2 separate regions of the Homo sapiens genome follow, and region 2 is linked to region 1. Evidence: read pairs that join two places in POLR2A ChIA-PET (ENCODE). Cell type or tissue: A673. All regions are shown on one strand. Links, peaks and the distances in the headings refer to the core of each region. The heading gives the core; the rest is flanking DNA. Region 1 holds the start of ZNF273 (zinc finger protein 273). Region 2 has its middle 32 kb from the start of ZNF138.

What was found. ChIA-PET counts read pairs that join two places held together with the same protein. Peaks named below come from ENCODE experiments on the same cell type or tissue, not always from the same donor. Only the 100,000 strongest peaks of a DNase experiment are listed, where the experiment ranks them.
Region 2: POLR2A ChIA-PET joins it to region 1 with 8 read pairs; 2 of 35 experiments call an interaction of 5 or more read pairs at or near these places.

The regions. Positions count from the first base shown.
Region 1 is chr7:64,898,410-64,903,790 of GRCh38, reverse strand. ZNF273 (zinc finger protein 273) reads right to left here and starts at 518. Exons shown (of 4, transcript NM_021148.3): 1 at 372-518. The coding sequence starts at 473. RefSeq lists enhancers at 264-373, 404-463, 1-650, 864-913, 934-983 and 1 more. In A673, for the core only: no CTCF peak of the experiment used is centred there; a DNase peak (open chromatin) is centred at 610; H3K4me3 peaks cover 724 bases; H3K27ac peaks cover 331 bases.
Region 2 is chr7:64,760,075-64,765,455 of GRCh38, reverse strand. No RefSeq gene overlaps it. Among named protein-coding and RNA genes, the nearest start is that of ZNF138, 32 kb to the left of the region's middle. In A673, for the core only: no CTCF peak of the experiment used is centred there; no DNase peak of the experiment used is centred there.

The DNA of each region.
Region 1 (5,381 bases), core at 307-5,306:
CCATACATTTTTAATAGAAAAAAGGAGGGTCTGGGAACCCCATGGACCAAAGCTCTTCCTAGTCATGAACCCTGCATCCCGAGTCATCGAGGAGAGATGCGGCGCTGCGGCAGCAGAGCTGCCCAGGGAGGGCTCCAGGCCAGGGAACGGTCACTGCGCAGGGAGGAGACAGGACGCCCGGGATCCCGGCTGCCAGCCCAGCAGCCATCTTATGACTGAAGGGGACTGAGGGCCGAGCTGCGCCAAGGAGAACTCCTGGCCGCGGATTTTGGAGTCTACTGCAGGGAGGCCGGAGTCTCGCCACATCCACTTCCCACCAGTTCCAACCAGGCCCTCCCCCTCTCTCGGGATCTGGGACCCGGCACTCTCACCATTTCTAGGCTTCCAGGGAGTCCTGGCGTCTTAGCTGTGGATCTCCCAATACCTGCAGGTAACGGGGCCACAGAAGGTGGACCTCTAGGAGCAGAGGACATAGAGCAGTGAAGACGAGACCTGGAGCTGCGACTGCAGCGAGAGACAAAGGCCCCGCCAAATCCCGGAAGCCGTCCTGTCCGCTCCAGCTGCGTGCCTGATTGGACGGGTCCCAGCCCAGCGTCCCTGATTGGAGGATGTTTAAGGACCCGCCCCCTCAGGCCCTGAATGACAGAAGGTGTGCTCAGTTGCTGGGCTGAAAGAAGATAGAATGAAACCTAAACTGCAGGCTTTTCAGTCAGGGCTTCCTCCCTGAACTGAGCCCGGCCCACCCACGGGGTATTTGCATTTAACCTTGTGTATAAGGTCATATGCATTTATATTAATAAATAGTATAGTGTGTGAAAGGAAAATAAATTTTGCGGCCCCAAAATCACTAAGCTATAGGGAAAAGTCAAGCTGGGAACTGCTTAGGGCAAACCTGCCTTCCATTCTATTCAAAGTCACCCCTCTGCTCACTGAGATGATTGCATATCTGATTGCCTCCTTTTCCCAGGCTAATCAGGAACTCAAAAGAATGCAACCATTTGTCTTTTATCTACCTAGGACCTGGAAGCCGCCTCCCCACTTCCAGTTTTCTTTCTTTCTTTTTCTTTCTCTCTCTCTGTCTCTTTCGGAGTCTCGCTCTGTCTTCCAGGCTGGAGTGCAGTGGCACGATCCGATCTCTGCTACTGCAACTTCCACCTCCCTCCGGGGTTCAAGCGATTCTCCTGCCTCAGCCTCCAGAGTAGCTGGCTAATTTTTCTATTTTTAGTAAAGACGGGGTTTCACCACTTTGTCCAGGCTGGTCTTGAACTCCTGACCTCAGGTGATCCACCCGCCTCGGCTTCCCAAAGTGCTGGGATTACAGGCGTGAGCCACCGCGCCTGGCCTCAGAATAAACTTTCTAAATTAACTGAGATCTGTCTCAGATATTTGAGGTTCACAATTATATGGCTATTAACAAATGGAAAAAATATAATAACATTATTTAATATCCGATTTTACGACCTTCCTAGCTTCTGGTCCTTTAAGCAGGCAGCCTGAGATTTTAAAACGGAGTTAATTCTCTGAAATAAAATGTAAGCCACATGTGAATTTTAAATATTCTAGTAGCCAAACTTAAAAAAAAAAGGAAGAAACAGGTGGAATTTATTGTAACAATTTCATCGTTATATATTCTAGTTCTAGAATTCAAATATTCTAATATTCAAAATATTATTTTAATATGTGAGCAGTATGTAATTTTTCATGTAATATATATTATTGTATATAATAATATAAAATATGTATAATAATATATAATATTATGTATAATATTATACATGACCTCAAGTGATCTGCCCGCCTTGGCCTCCCAAAGTAGTGCTAGGATTACAGGCGTGAGCCACCGCGCCCGAAGCAGCGGTGCTTTTTGAGAAGGAGTTTCACTCGCACAATGTGGGCTCACCGCAACCTCCACCTCCGGGTTCAAGCGATTCTCCCACCTCAGCCTCCCGAGTAGCTGAGATTACCGGCATGTGCCATCGTGCCCGGCTAATTTTGTATTTTTAGTAGAGACGGCCTTTCTCCATGTTGGTCAGGCTGGTCTCGAACTCCCAACCTCATGTGATCCGCCCGCCTCGGCCTCCCAAAGTGCTGGGATTACAAGTGCTTTTAAGAGAAAGAGACACATCATAGGAGGATCCCATGGCAGAGAAAAGAAAAGAGGGTCTCACTTACGGAAGAAATAATCACCTATCATCTGGAATAGCATAAGACAAGCAAAAGAGATCACGACCTGACTACATCAATGAGAAGAAAAAGGCAACCTGGCTGAAAGGACTCATTGGCATCATGGAGCTACATTTAATAAGCTGCAGTGAATGGTCAGCCTCTGGGATACCAATAGTCTACCAAGAAGGCTGAACTCATTCTAATAAAATCAGCATGTCTGCACCATTCCGGTGGCATAGGGTTACAGTATCCGTTACAGAAACCCCATAAAGACCAGTGGGTACCCTTCTAGAATTGAAGTTATTGTGAAAAAGCATACCAGCGCCGGGCACGGTAGCTCATGCCTGTAATCCCAGCACTTTGGGAGGCTGAGGCAGGTAGATCACCTGAGGTCAGGAGTTCGAGACCAGCCTGGCCAACATGGTAAAACCTCATCTCTACTAAAAATACAAAAATTAGCCAGGTGTGATGGCGTGCGCTTGTAGTCCCAGCAACTCGGGAGGCTAAGGTATGAGAATCGCTTGAACTCAGGAGGCAGAGGCTGCAATGAGCCGAGATGGAGCCACTGCACTCCAGCCTGGGAGATAGAGCAAGACTCTCTCTACAAAAAAAAAAAAATAAATAAAGGCATACTAGCTTGGTGCCTTGGCTCATGCCTATAATCCTCGTGGCATGGAAAACTAGAACATGGACACACACAGAGTTAGGTTCAGAGCAGAAGTTTATAGGCAAAAGAGAAAAGAGCTCTCTGTGACAGAGAGTGTTCTTGGAGAAGTGGGTTGCTGGTTTCATGGTGAAATGCAAGGTGTTTTATAGATGATCTTGAGAAGGTAATGTCTGATGTACATAGGGTATGAAAGATTGATTGGATTAGGTGTGCCATTTGTATACGGTGCAAAAAACTGGTTAGGACTAGTTGTGCTATTTGCATAGGTGTGAAAATCTGGCCGCCCCCACCCTAATTTTTTATTATGCAGATGGATTCTCTGCCTGGCCAGCAGCCATGTTGCCTATTTCTTTAACGTTCAATGGTGAGGAAAGGGAGGATGGAGCCTCCATGTTGAACACACCTGGCTAGCTGCTGGCATTCACTAGTGCAAGCTTCCGGTTTGCTTATCCATGTTTGCTGCTCGATTTTTCAGGCTGCTTTTGGTTAAAAGGGAAACCTTGCCAGGGACTCTTTTACCCTCGCTATCTGCCTAAACAATTTCTTTCTATCTCCTGTACCACTTGCATTTTGGGAGTTCAAGGTGGATGGATCACTTGAGCCCAGGAGTTTGAAACCAGCCTGGGCAACATGACAAAACACCATCTCTACTAAAAGTACAAAAATTGCCCGGCATGGTGGCACAAGGCTGTATTCCCAGCTACTCAGGAGTCTGAGGTGGGAGGATTACTTCAGCCTTGAAAATGGAGGTGGCAGTGAGCCGAGATTACACAACTGCACTCCAGCCTGGGTGACAGAGCGAGACTTGGTCTCAAAACAAACAAACAAAAAAAAAAAAAGAGAGAGAAAAGAAAAAGCATAAAGCATACCTAATCATTTGTTATCACAGTTAAATCCCTTGAAACCAGGCAGGGTGTGGTGGCTCATCCCAGCACTTTGGGAGGCCGAGGCAGGCGGATCCCATGAGGTTGGGAGTTCGAGACCAGCCTGACCAACATGGAGAAACCCCGTCTCTACTAAAAATACAAAATTAGCCAGGCTTGGTGGCGCATGCCTGTAATCCCAGCTACTTAGGAGGCTGAGGCAGGAGAATCACTTGAAACCGGGAGGCAGAGGTTGCTGTGAGCCAAGATCACGCCATTGCACTCCAGCCCGGGCAACAAGAGCAAAACTCTGTCTCAAAAAAAAAAAAAAAACCTTGAAATTACAATGAACTTCTGCTAATTTTAGAGAATTCTGCTATACTGTACTACAATACTGAACTTTAAACAACTTAATAGAAATATTTTTTCTTTTTTTTTTTTGAGATGGAGTCTCATTTTATCTCCATCTGGAGTGCAGTGGCAAGATCTTGGCTCTACTTCAACATTTGTCTCCCAGTTTCAAGTGATTCTCTTGCCTCAGCCTTCCAAATAGCTGGGATTACAGGTATACACCACCACACCTGGCTAATTCTTGTGTTTTTAGTAGAAATGGGGTTTCACCATGTTGGCAAGGCCGGTCTGGGACTCCTGACCTCAAGTGATCCACTCACCTTGGCCTCCCAAAATGTCGGGATTACAGGCGTGAGCCACTGCGCCTGGCATAATATTTCCTGAAGGCATAAATAGTTATGTAGATAGTTTCTCTTAGATTAACATGATAAAAGTAACAAAGACAACATTTTAAATGGGATAAAATTAACCAAAATCACATTTTTTTTCAATGGCTTGGCATAATTGCCATGTTTTCTGAAATGACAGATTACTAACAAGAAGCAAAGACAAGATTTTTGCTTTGCTCAATTGTTAAGTTTTGGACCTTTTGAAATTTAAAATTCTGGCTAAACAATTTGAAGGGAGAATTCTTTAGGTGGCTTCCTAGGGTTTCCAAGGCAATACAAGAATTTTCATAGGCAGGAAAATGCATGTTATATACACATATTGTTCTTCTCTGCTTTGCTTTCATGTTTAAAAATTGAAAATTGCAAATCTAGTCTCTCAATTTAGAGTAAGTTAACAAAAGATTTATTTTTCAGCAAAGCAAATAATTGTAGAAAACTTATGGGGAACAAATGCCATTAGCTGCCAAAAACAGTATGACCGGATTCAGTAAGTATCTAGCCATGCAAATGACAGCCCAGTTAAATTAAGACCCCAAAGGTGCATGTGGACAGCATTTCCATGCAATGTGGTGCACCTCCACTGGGCACCTTCTTCTGCCTGCTTACAGAGATACCAATTTCCCCTAAGTGACTCAATGTGAATACTGGAAACTGAGAATGCTGTGTTCAGAGGGATTACTAGGAACATGGTTAACACACTTACCATATTATAATAAAATTTGATGTATCCTACTCTACCTCACAAAGGCTTTTAGTAAAAGATTGTTTATTTATAGTACTCAATATGGATTTATGAAAAATTATAATATATTCCAGGAAAGTCAGAGACACTTAAATGTCAACCAAATTCCATAAAACACACTTGAATGAGACAAAGTCTTCTTAGCTAAAAATGTTATCAGTAAATTTAGGATAAAATAGAAAACCAGTTCTTTGTGTTAAATG
Region 2 (5,381 bases), core at 310-5,309, 140 kb after region 1:
CTGTCTTGTGAATCCAAGGCAGAGACCAGCTTTTATGTGCAGATTTTAGGTGAAATCAAAGTGACTCTCCCTTTTTGGGGTTTACAGCAAGCCAAGTAAAACCAGAGGAGAGATCCTCTCATGGAATTTTTTTCAACACATTGTAAAAAGTATTTTGACCTAAAAGGAAAAAGCTGGGGTAAACATAATATAAGTAGAGAGTTTATTTTGGCTAAATCTTAAAGATTGCAACCCTGGAGTAAAAAGTTGCCCTGAATATACCCTCCAATTAGAAGCAGTTGTAAGTGTGTATTTTTAAAGGCAAAAAAGGAAGGCAGAGAGGGTACTGATACAAAGTTATCTGTCAAAAATTCTTATTGTTTTATATAAATAACTGGTTAGCGATTGACTATACATTGTTAAGCTATAGGGTGTGGGTTATAGAGTCAAGTGTGGCATTATTAGGTTGTGGCAATACCAACCAATTTAAAAAGATAAATAGTTCAAAGAGGAGAGCAGAATATAACTGTGGTCTCATTTTAATATATCTCTGGTTTAAAAGAACTTGCATGTCTCAAATAAAAGTTCTTTTCTTCCCTCGAATCCCAGGACATGAATTCAGAATTTGGAACTGCACATTTAGGTCTTGGAAGGCTGGTGAGCTATGCACATTTGTGAGCATTTGGACAAGAGGAGGAGAGAGGAAGGTAAATTCTCGTGTTTAATCAATGCACATGTGCGAGACTGGTTGGGGATCTGGGGCCCTATGATCTTTGAATCAGTGTGAGACCTGAAGATGCCAAGAGCACTGAAAAAGGTGGAGTAATTGATTGCTGTTCTGAAAAGTTATTTTTGCAGAAATCTAGTCTAACTTCTCTAGAAGGGATTGTGGATCTTAAGTAGAAGGAGAGACCATTCTGCTTACAGATTTGGGGAGCACTTTGCTGTACTTTGTGCATTTTGCTGTACAATTATGGGTTGTAATTGGACACTTGAGAAAGAGAGACCCCTCTAAAATGAAACCTGTTGGGCACCTTGTGTATAACCTCTGGTAATTCTGGACAGTGTGTAGAAAATATAGCTAGAAACAAAAACATCTCTAACCCTAAAAAACTCTTAACAATAATAGAACAAGAAAACTATCTTGTTATATCATTAAACCAAAATGTGATGTGCATCACAGGCAATCTACTAAGAGATTGCAAACACAGAAAGGTCACCAAAATTAGTTTCCAAGTAGAAGACTTGACAACACCATTTGCCATACATAGTTTATAACCCTAGTAATCTGGGAGGTCATCTGCGTTTTCTAATTGGTAATAATCAAAGGAAAAATAAAATTTTCACATCTTCATGACGGAAAGTCCTTTTGTAATGTGGAGCCATGTACCTGCTGAAGGGAGCCTCCTACTCTCCTGTACAAACTGTGGATAGATAGGGTGTATACTCTTGCTATTTATATTTTGAAGCAATAGTTTCCAGTTCCTAAAGATAATTCTGGGTCAAAAAAGACAAATGAACTGTTTAACTAATACAAATGAGTTACATATATTTCAAAGAAGCAGAGAAAATATTTAAATACAAAAGTTTTCAAATTAAGTGCTTTATGAAAATAGGAAACATCGGGTGGGCATGGTGGCTCACACCTGTAATCCCAGCACTTTGGGAGGCCAAGGCAGGCAGATCACTTGAGGTCAGGAGTTTGAGACCAACCTGGCCAACATGGTGAAACCCCCTCTCTACTAAAAATACAAAATTAGCCAGGAGTGGTGGTGGGTGCCTGCAATTCCAGCTACTCAGGAGGCTAAGGAAGGAGAATCGCTTGAACCTGGGAGGCAGAGGTTGCAGTGAGTCAAGATTGCACCATTGCACTCAAGCCTGGGCAAAAAGAGCAAAACTCCATCTCAAAAAAAAAAAAAAAAAAAGAAAAGAAAATAGAAAATAGAAAACAGCAAAAAATCTTCCCTTATTTTAAAAAGAAAACATTAAGCCTCTTCTTCCTAATTTGCATTTGCTTCTTTTTTTTTTTTTTTTTTTTTTTTTTTTTTGAGACAGTCTTGCACTGTTGCCCGGGCTGGAGTGCAGTGGCAAGATCTTGGCTCACTGCAACCTCTGCCTCCTGGGTTCAAGCAATTCTCCTGCCTCAGCCTCCCAATTAGCTGGGATTATAGGTGCCCACCACCACGCCTGGCTAATTTTTTGTATTTTTAGTAGATATGGGGTTTCACTATGTTGGCCATGCTGGTCTTGAACTCCTGACCTTGTGATCCACCCACCTCGGCCTCCCAAAGTGCTGGGATTACAGTTGTGAGCCACTGCGCCCAGCCTCTGTATTTACTTTGACAACAGCCAGGTCTAAAGCCATGGTCTTGAACTTATTAACATCTGAATTCTAGTAGGCACAGGATTCAGGTACCTGAGGGATGGACTTGGGCACACTGCCACACTGTGTGAATATAAAAGAGGGTTTTGGGGGAAAAGAAAGGCAGGAGAGAGAAAGGTACTATCAAGAAACAAGAGTGGGCCAAGCACAGTGGCTCACACCTCTAATCCTAGCACTTTGAGAGGCCAAAGTTGGTGGATCACCTGAGGTTAGGAGTTCAAAACCAGCCTAGCCAACATGGTGAAATCCCATCTCTACTAAAATTACAAAAAATAGCTAGCCGTGGTGGCACACACCTGTAGTCCCAGCTATTTGGGAGGCTTAGGCTGAAGAACTGCTAGAACTTGGGAGGCAGAGATTGCAGTGAGCTGAGATCATGCCACTGTACTCTAGCCTGGGCAACAGAGCAAGAGGCTCCATCTCAAAATAAATAAATAAATGAATAAGTAAGCAAATAAAAGTTATTTTCTGCCTATTTTTTGAGATTCTCAAAGATCTTATAGTTGGTATTATTCTCTTACTACAATTCTTCTTTAGGAGTAAGTAACTTCATACCTAACTCTAAATTAGTTCTATTTGACAAAGTTTAGGTAGAGCCCCAGGACAATAACAACAAATCCATCCTCAAAAAGAGGCTCCCCAACCACTTCTATCCCAACTTTAACTGCATCTGACTTTGAGTATCCAGCTTTCCAGGGCTCTGTAGCTTCTGTCAGTATAAACAATTCTTCCATGGCTGAGGTGAGTAGGCTGGGACACCTGCAGGGGTGACTCACCAGTAAAAGACCAACCAACTTGGTGTTCAATCACCCCTTTTTGCAGGCTCAAGACTGGCCAGCTTGGAGTCACTGGGTTTGGGCTTTCATTTTCCAATCAGCATAGTTCACTTGATTTTTTTTTTTTTTCTGAGAGGAGTTTTGCTCTTGTCACCCAGGCTGGAGTGCAATGGCATGATCTTGGCTCACTGCAACCTCCACCTCCTGGGTTCAAGTGATTCTCCTGCCTCAGCCTCCCAAGTAGCTGGGATTACAGGCATGCGCCACCATGCCCATCTAATTTTGTGTTTTTAATAGAGATAGGGTTTCTCCATGTTGGTCAGGCTGGTCTCAAACTCCCGACCTCAGCTGATCTGCCCACCTCGGCCTCCCAAAGTTCTGGGACACTTGATTTTATATTTAAAAAAATAGTCAGTGTTTGAAGAATCTAGCAAAATTACTCAAACTCAGTGTTTATGAAAGAGAATTAAGTTGTAAGGCATTTACATTTTATATCTCAACAACAACAAAACAACGAAAAACAAGTGTCTATCCCTTTCAGACAATAAACACATCACTTATCTCTATAAAAAATAATTTAACAATTAACCATATATTAATACTTTTAGAAGGTGCCAAGTATCACCTTAAAAAATTTAGCATTAAACTTATTCAAATGACATGCTACAGAAAAGAGATTCAAAATATTACAAATTCTTCACCCTCAAAAAAAAAAGGAACTATTGTTTTGATGCATCTATGTAATGCACCAGTTGATTTACTACACGTCTTGTGGAAATGTATTCATTTTCTATAGCCATAAAAGGAGAGATATTTCCTATTTTTCCCTGGTAGCATTCTCAAAGCTAAGCCCTGAGATTCTGTTTGAAATTACCCCCAAAAAGTGGCAGACCAGAGAAACAACTACACTCACTTTTGTAAGGAAAAAAGTAAATAACAACTTTTAACAAATAAAATATATGATTAGAACCCCATCTCTACTAAAAATACAAAAAAATTAGCCAGGCATGGTGGCAGGCGCCTGTAGTCCCAGCTACCCAGCTACTCGGGAGGCTGAGGCAGGAGAATGGCATGAACCTGGGAGGCGGAGCTTACAGTGAGCCGAGATTTCGCCACTGCACTCCAGCCTGGGCGACACAGCAAGACTCCATCTCAAAAAAAAAAAAAAAAAAAAAAAAGAATTTTAAAAACCAAAATCCAACATGCCTTTTTACAAGGGTCAGGATAGTCAAGGCCCTCAGACAAATAAACTTTGGTGGTTCGGAGAGGACAGAAAATGGAGCAGGCCAATCACCTGGTAGGGCTTGTTATCAATGTCATTTGTAAGGCTACTTTAAAAAAGATTGTCCAACGAGAAACAAGCTACCCCCTCGCCCATCTCCACTATGCTGAGGCAATCACTGAAAGGCGCACTGCCCCAGAGGACAAAGGTTCTCTGGGCCAGAAGCCCCCAACCAGATGATCCAACAACAGGACTGAGGGTGCCCAGGGCAAATGCCACCTCACATCATCACCTTCACTGAGCCCCGGGTACATTTAACCATTGAGGGTCAGGAAATTGACTTCCTCCTGGACACTGGTGTGGCTCTCTCAGTGTTAATCTCCTGTCCCGGACAGCTGTCTTCAAGGTCAACTACCATCCGAGGAATCCTGGGACAGCCTGTAACCAGATATTTCTCCCACCTCCTCAGTTGTAACTGGGAGACTTTGCTACACATAGTAAGTATGCTTATCTAATCCTACAAGCCCATACTGCAATATGGAAAGAAAGGGAGTGCCTAACCTCTGGGGGAACCCCCATTAAATATCACAAGGAAACCATGGAGTTATTGCATGCAGGCAAAAACCCAAGGAAGTGGCACTCTTACACTGCCGAAGCCATCAAAAGGGGAAGGAGAGGGGAGAACAGCAGCATAAGTGGCTGGCAGAGTCAGGGAAAGATCAGCAGAGAGGAAAGACAGAGAAAGACAGGAAGAGACAGAGACAAAGAGAGACACAGAAAGAGACAGTCAAAAAGAGAGGAAGAGACAGAGACAAAGAGTCAGAGAGACAGAAAGTCAGAGAAGGAGAGAGGAAGAGACAAAGGAATCAAAGAGAGAGACAGAAAGTCAGAGAGAGGAAGAGACAGACAAAGGGGAGTCAGAGAGAGAAAAGACAGAAAGTCAAAGAGAAAGAAAGAGAGATGGAAGTAGTGGAGAAAAAACAGTGTACCCTTTTCCTTTAAAAGTCAGGGTAAATATAAT